2 separate regions of the Homo sapiens genome follow, and region 1 is linked to region 2. Evidence: chromatin loops called from intact Hi-C (ENCODE). Cell type or tissue: endothelial cell of umbilical vein. All regions are shown on one strand. Region 1 overlaps ATE1 (arginyltransferase 1). Region 2 has its middle 140 kb from the start of FGFR2.

What was found. Hi-C counts contacts between places; a loop is a spot of excess contacts. Peaks named below come from ENCODE experiments on the same cell type or tissue, not always from the same donor. Only the 100,000 strongest peaks of a DNase experiment are listed, where the experiment ranks them.
Region 1: a loop joins it to region 2, with 2.9 times the contacts of the local background. A loop is called at or near these places in 1 of 110 quality-filtered maps.

Annotation. Positions count from the first base shown.
Region 1 is chr10:121,790,254-121,794,253 of GRCh38, reverse strand. It overlaps ATE1 (arginyltransferase 1), which reads left to right. Exons shown (of 12, transcript NM_001001976.3): 11 at 3,965-4,000. Among named protein-coding and RNA genes, the nearest start is that of ATE1, 140 kb to the left of the region's middle. In endothelial cell of umbilical vein, no CTCF peak of the experiment used is centred here; DNase peaks (open chromatin) are centred at 1,903 and 2,283; H3K27ac peaks cover 2,158 bases.
Region 2 is chr10:121,734,405-121,738,404 of GRCh38, reverse strand. No RefSeq gene overlaps it. Among named protein-coding and RNA genes, the nearest start is that of FGFR2, 140 kb to the right of the region's middle. In endothelial cell of umbilical vein, a CTCF peak has its summit at 3,670 (motif pointing right); a DNase peak (open chromatin) is centred at 1,604; H3K27ac peaks cover 1,064 bases.

The DNA of each region.
Region 1 (4,000 bases), 56 kb before region 2:
AGAGTGATGAGGGGGAATTAAATCTCCAAGATGTTAAAATATAATATAAAGCTTTAATAGTTAAAACTATGTGGTACTGGTACTTGATAAGACAGGTCAGTATAACAGGATACGTAGAAAGTCTTGAAAGAGATTTCCCTATATATGGGAATTCAGTAAGTTACCAAATTAGCAGGGGAAATGAAGATTGTTTTAAAAATGATGCTGAGGTCACTGAATAAACATTTGAAAGAAATTAAGTTGGATTCTTTTTGTATACCTTATATCACAATAAATTCCAGATGGAGCATAAATGTAAATGTAATATTATGAAACCATGAAAGTACTAGAAAAAATATGAAAGTATGCTTTCATAACCTTGAAAGTGAGGGTGGCCGTCTTAATTATTGTGTAAACCCAGAGCCCATTTTTAAAAATTATCGATTTGACCACACATCAGATTTTCATATGGCGTAAGAGTATGGCATAGAAAGTCAGAAGATATATAAACTTGGAAAAGATTTGTGACATATTTTACAAACCAAGGGCTTAATATATAAAGAGTTCTTAATATATAAAGAATTGTTTAATAAGGAAAGGCCAGCAATTTAACAATAAAATGGGCCAACTTTATGAAAAAGAAAAATGCAAATTCCTCTAAATATATGAAGATACATAATGCTAATTAAAACCACATGAAATGTCATTTTTTAGAACAGCAAAGATGGAAAGTTTTGGTAGTATACTATCTTGGTAAGGATGTGAGGGAAATCAACTTGGGAGCATAATGTTGCTGATGAGAATGTAAAATGGCACAACTTCTGTGGAAAGTCATTTGACACTATAAAAGTTAAAACCCTTTTACCCAACATTCCCAGTTGAAGGAATTTATCCTAGGCATATTCACAAATGATATGTACAAGAATATTTATATTTTATCAAGTGTTTCACCATTTTAAACCAACAATATGTAAGTTCTAATTAGTCCAAATCCTTACCAAAACTTGTTTCTTCCGTCTTTTTAAAATTTAGCCATTCTAGTGGACATGCAGTGATAATGATAATTTGTTATGGTTTTAATTTGCATTTCTGGTAACTGACAACGTTGAACATCTCTTCACATGCTTATTAGGCATTCATATATCTTTGGTGAAGTGCTTAAGTGATTTGCCTTTTTTAAAAAAATGCATTGTGTTCTTATTATTGAGTTGTTATAATTCTTTATATATTCCGGATACAAGTCTGTTTTTAAATATATGTTTTGTCAAAATTTTCTCCCAGTTTTTGGCTTTCCTATTTATTTTCCTAGTAGTTTTTTTGAAGATAATTTTGAGGAAGTATAGTTCATCAGTTTTCTTCCTCTATGGTTGGTTCATTTTGTTTACAAAAGAAAACTTCTATACTCCCAGGTCAAGAAAATTTAGTCCTTTTTTTTCCCCAGAAGTTTTATATCTTTAGCTTTTATATTTAGCCTTTTTTCCGTCAGATTTGCAAAGTGATCTATCACCAAGAAGGAAAAAACAGACTTAGAAGCACAGCTTTAGGATGCTGTCTAGTTTTCTGATTCATGTCCTTTCCCCCAGTAAAACAGTTTCTGAGTTAATGGAGATAATGCCATTGTTTTTGATAAGATAGATAGCAGTGAAATATCTGGCTTTATTACACTTCCTAAGTAAATCCTCAATTCATTCCTAATTCTGTGTTTGAATATTATTAGATGCGTCTGTAGACCACCTGGAGCTGCCCGTGGTAGATGGCCTTCTACTGCTGTAGGGCAGTGAGGCAGCAACAGTGCAGTGAACCAGCAACAGTGCAGTGAGCACTCCAGGAAAGCTGAGTCAGAGACCTGACTTCTGGTCTTCACCCTGTTATCTGCTCCTATTGGAATAGAACAAAACTCTCCCTCTTATCCAACAAGCCTTCCCATTTCATCTAGAAGAAAATTCCAAACATCTGACTGCTGCCCAGAATGTCCCCCAGAATCTGATCCATCCCACTGTTCCATCGCTGTGGTGCCCTGCCATTTCCTGTTCCTTGGAGTTTTCTACTTGGCCCAACTCTGTGTCTTTGTTTATGCCGTTCCCTTTATCTAGATTGTTCTCATTTCTTTTCATCCTACCCTAGGCTTAATTCAGTCAGTCTTAAGTCCTCAATAAAACCCCATATCCTCCTTGAACCCTCTCCCAGCCACTCAAACAGGAAAGAATGTTTCCTCACATTTTGTGGATGTATAGCCTCTCTTTTTGGCTTCCAGACTTCTGAATGCTTTGCGAGCTAATAGGACGTGGTGTTCATTTTGTATCTATGCTTCATATGGTGACTCACACAGCACCTGGTATAGAGCCTTTCCGTCGAACAGAATCACTGCCGAGCTCTTAGGCTGTATTCTTTGTAATGAGTTTTGCACTGGTGTTTTTCAAACTCTATGGTGTAACTCATTTGTTGCTTGTAAAAGCAGTTTTGGTGGTTCATGAGCAGCATTTTTTGAAAAATGAAATAAAATAGACTAGAACATAACATCGGTAAGCATTGTATACTAAAAGGTTTGTTTCTGGTTTTATGTTTGCAAATATGTTTACTAGGCTGTGATATAGAATGTATTTTGTACTATGGGTTGTAGTAAAAAACAATTGAAAAACACTATACTAGATTTTAACCTCTATAATAAGTTTTAAAATTTAGAAGCGAGACACTTGGAATTTTAAATAAGCTCAAAGAATACAAAACCTTGATAGTTATGAAAATTTTCACAAAATGTTTTCAAATAATTTGTACCATCTTCATTATCCCCATTAAGTGAATGATTTTTTTTCTTTAGCATCTATTGTATAGTCTTTGTGTTAGATTTGAGGTGTATAATTGGATTATAAAAATATAAATTGGCCAGGCACGGTGGCTCATGCCTGTAATCCCAGCACTTTGGGAGGCTGAGGTGGGCGGATCACCTGAGGTCAGGAGTTTGAGACCAGCCTGGCCAGCATGGTGAAACCCCCTCTCTACCAAAAATACAAACATTAGCATGGCGTGGTGGCATACACCAGTAACCCCAGCTACTTGGGAGGCTGAGACAGGAGAATCACTTGAAAACAGGAAGCAGATGTTGCAGTGAGCCAAGATTGCACCACTGCACTCCAGCCTGGGTGACAGAGCAAGAATCTATCTCAAAAAAAAAAAAAAATATATATACACACACACACACACACACACACACACACACACGTATACATATATATACACATATATACATATATACACACATGTATACATATATACACATATATGTATGTATACACACATATATGTACACACACATATATATATACACATATATATGTACACATAAAATTTTTAAATGGAATTTTAAGTGGGATTTTTGAAGAAAGTTCAGTGGATTATCAGATGTTTCCCTGAAACTTGTTTCTTAAACTTCTCTTTATTATACGTTTATCAGTTTAGATTGCTTATAGAAGTATATTGATAAAACAGTACTTTCTACTACATTAGAGAAGAATGAATATTATCAACTGAGTCTACAAATCACAAATTAAAAAATTTGTCATTAAGGATAGTGAAATTCCATGTTGAAAAATAAGTTCACTTTATACAGTGCTCTAATACATGAAAAGAAACTTCTCTTTGTTAATTAACTAGTATTTGAAAGACAATTTTGAAACTGGTTATTCTCAAGTCAGCTCAGCAAGAATCACATTGAATATTTCTTCCAAAAGGGAGTAAAAACTCGAATTTTCCAAATCAACACAGGCATCCTAAGTCGTGGTGTTTAACTTTCAGAGAGCCTTGAGTCAAACGTGCTTTCATGAGATGGGAAAACTATCAGCTACAGGGTTGCTTAGTATTTACAGTAAAACAGTTTCTGGTTGACTTTTAAGTTTTTGCTTTAAACCTTTCCTAGAGCCCTCATCCCTTTATCTCTGGCATTGCTGTGTTAATAATGCCTGTGCCTTTTTCCTTCACTTTTCTTCAGGGTCAGTATAGACCTTCTGATTTGCTGTGCCCTGAG
Region 2 (4,000 bases):
TTGGGAGGCTGAGGCGGGCGAATCACGAGGTCAGGAGTTCAAGACCATCCTAGCCAACATGGAGAAACCCCGTCTCTACTAAAAATACAAAAACAATTAGATGGGCATGGTGGTGGGCGCCTGTAATCCCAGCTATTCGGGAGGCTGAGGCAGGAGAATCTCTTGAACCAGGGAGGCGGAGGTTGCAGTGAGCTGAGATCGCGCCACTGCACTCCAGCCTGGGCGACAGTGTGAGACTCCGTCTCAAAAAAATAAAATAAAATAAAATGTGTCATGCTTTGGTACTTTCTTAGGTTTCTATGTGGTAAAACACTGTGGTACTATGACAGGGGAACATTTGTTTGTGGGCAACTTCCTTTGACACTTTGCGGTTTCTCATATGTAATTCCCATTGTGCAATCTAGTCCCACGTTTGATTTAAGTGCAGCTATGCCTATGTGCGTTTGTAGCATCTCATTACTATATCAGTTTCCTAAGATAACTGTTCCATTTAGATTTACAGTTAAGCTATGTACAGAGATGCTGCTTCCTTAAAGAACAATTTGAATGACTGAAAGATTAATTCAGAAATATTTACACAGGATTCCTGTTCTTTTATTTCCACTTTCAAATATTGCATCTTAAATTTTCTTCCAGGTTTCTAGTTTTCTAGTTGCATATTTATTTTATCCAAATAAAAAACTTTATCAATAACAATCTCTGAATCTATAGCAATCAAAGGATGTTCATGCATCTTACAAAAGAAGTCTACTCAAAAATCTTCAGTGACCTAACTCTGCAAAAGAAAGGTGGGAGAAAATAAATACTCATCATAACATCTCCCTTATACTGGTTAACATACAGCTGGTGGATAGTACACATGATTAAATCAGCCCAGAAGAAAGATTGGAAAGATTTATGGCTCTGCCTTTTGGAGATGTTTTATTCCTTTATTGCATTTTTTAGGGCAATTTTGATTACTAGGGTTTTTTCCCAGCCTACTTCTAACCCAAGCTGCGTGTCAATGTCTCAATCCATAGATCATATGGAATTTCAGTGGAGGCATTTCATTTAGATATGGGGAGGTTGGTCTGGACTTGCTTCACCAAAAATTGGTTGCTGATCCCCTTGGGCAGAGCTTGTGGGGGTGGGAGATTGGAAGGGGCCCCTGCTGACGGGCAGTGGCCATGGGAGTTCTGTGCAAGAATGAAGGGCAGCGCCTGCAGAAAGTACGAATGACTACTTCCAGTCTTCCTGGTTTCTGCCTGTTCTTGAGCCACGTTGCAATTCTATTTGTTATTTTACTAACAAAGCCAGGAAAATAATCAGTGTGTGGCCAGCAGTATGCAATTAATGCTTCTGCATCTACAGCAGCTGGTGATTATGCTTGAAGTATTTAATATTTCTGATAAAGTCACTAATTATTCTGTTGGGAAAGTTTGGAACTAAAGGAGCGAAGTTTAAAGGGAAAATCTGGAGACTAGTTTGGCCTTATTCTAATGAGTGTTATTCATTTCTCTTACCCATTTATTGCCTTTGTAAAGATACGGAAACTGTTATATGTCAGCATTATCGGTGTGTGATGAATTGTAGACCTCACTTATCTGTAGGCTGCTTATCTGGCCACTTCACCATCTGGAACATAGAAAAGGCAGAAAGGAAGGAAACACAATCACCGCTTAGCAGCTAGAATGGGCTGGAATTCATGCACCAAATCTCCTGCCTTATTCCTGGGAGCGCCATTAGGGCTATGTGGTATAGGAGAAAGAGCATGGGGCTTTGTGGAGATGTTTCTCTGAAGAAATTTTTGGCACCAAAGTAAAAGGAAAAAGTGAACTGGAAACAACGTGCTAATGGAAGGTTGCACATTTTACCCTGACCAGCTCTCCCTGTGCATGGCCGACAGCATTCCACCCGTGCCCTGTGGACAACCGTGGGTAGGGAGCGCTGACATCAGACCGGGAGCAACCTTCTGGCCACATTCCCCCAGCAAGCACCCGCATCCTTTTATTCACCTACTTAGTAAGTTAAAAGAAAAAGAAAAAATGTTTTGGAGAATCTGGACTTGGAAGGCAAACCAGACTAAGTTCAAGTCCTAGGAGCGCTATGAAGTGTGTGACGTTAGTGCCAGAAGGAAGTTCAGCAAACTTCAGCTTCCTCATCAGGAGTGGTGAACTGGGCAACCTGCTGCCCAGCTGATAGGAGTTGATGAGATTTGCAGGTGTAGACAGCTCAGCACGCAGCCTCGCTGCTGTTCTTCAGCCCGTTATATCTTGATCAAAGCAGGTATCAACCAAAAAAGAAAGGTCACAAGATTCAAGTTTTAACAAACATTACAGAAAAAAGGTGGAGTAAACTCTACTTAGCTAAGGTTATCTAAACAACAGGGTAGTTTCAGGCCAGTCGGAGAGTTGACTTTGGTAATGACAATGTTGAATTGTCCAGGAAATGGTTAAAATACATTTCCTATACTCTATTATAAGCAAATGTATAATGCAATGGAAATATTTCATAGTTAAAGCAATCAAAAGGTTCTCTTACAGGATAAATTACAGTTATCTGCAAAATTCACGATATCGGAACAGGCCTTCAAGACCGTGGAATTGAATCCATTTTAAATACCTGCTCACAAAGAAGACCCTAATGTCAGAAGGCTAAAAAGATGCTAATGGCTGCTGCTCTCTAATCGAATGTGGATAAACAATTATTCATAGGAACCCATTATTCATATTCATGAACAATTATTCATATTCACGGGAGCCTCACTCCAGTGGGGCCACCATTCAAGTTTTCCTTGGTATAATGGAGAAATAAAACGGGCTTGAGACCTGGGTACAATTATGCACATTTTTGTTTGTTTTGTTTGAGACAAAACTAAACGGGCTATCTGGAAAACCAGCAACATTTCACGGGCTCCGCTGATTGTCTCGCTCAGCACGCTGCCGCACGCAGTTACAGTTTAACTGATAATGACTAGACTGTTTTCATCTTGCCCCCAACTGCTCCGGCTTTTCTGCCTCCTTCTGCATCATTCTTCTGCATACAGGCGAATTCTGGAGGAGGCATCGCATCTTAAAATTGGCTTTTCACAGAGCCGCACAGGTTAGAGGAAGAGCAGCCTCAAATCAGGACATCGAAAGCACATTTTTTGGACTGGAAAAGTGGTGACGTTGGGTCCCGTGGGATGCTGCCTCAGTGGGAGCGAGAGTGGGCTGGAAGACAGTATTTGGAAATAGATCTGCAGCATTTTCCAAAAACAGGTGTTTATATAGTTAAACGTTGTTTTCTGAAGCCTCGTTAAAAGTGAATTCTGTTGTGTCCGTGGCTGTGTATCCAGCCCCTGGGTCTTCAAGCCTGGGCACGGGGAAGCCAGGGGGATGTTTTCCTGACACTGTCAGAATTGCTCTGCTCCCCATCCTGTTCCAACAGCTGCTCCGAGAGCCCCGATGGAAGCAGTTAGAATCTCAGCGGCGACTCTGCTGTCCACCTGGGCAGAGCCACTGGCTCGGATCTAGTGGAGGAGACACTGGCTGTGGCCCAACCTTGACCGAGAGAGAGCTGGCGCGGGAGGGGAGCGAGCCCTCTGCACTTCTCCCTTATTTTTAAGGGTGTTGCGTGCTCAGTTGACCCTTGGGTACAAAGTGGAGAGAAACTGGTCCCCTTTGCTCTTTCTGCCCTTTCAGTGACTTTTCCCCAAAAGCCACCAGGGGGCAGAAGAAGCCGCTTTGCTTTTTTTTTTTTTTTTTTAAACTTCTTAGCATTGGTCCATTGGGCCAATGTTTTTGATAGAAAACATTTTGACATAATTATATTTATAGCAAATAAATGTATGAATTCTATTTCCCATTTCCCACATCTTTGATTTTTTTCCAGATTTGGGTTGCCTTTGAATGAATTCTTCTGTAGCTAACTAAGGCAATTGTGAGGGGAGGTCTTCATTGAAGCAGGAATTTCTGCCAATGCATGATCTAGTTATGGGATCCCGTGTCTGATGCATCCCAGTCTCCCACGTTATTCTCTA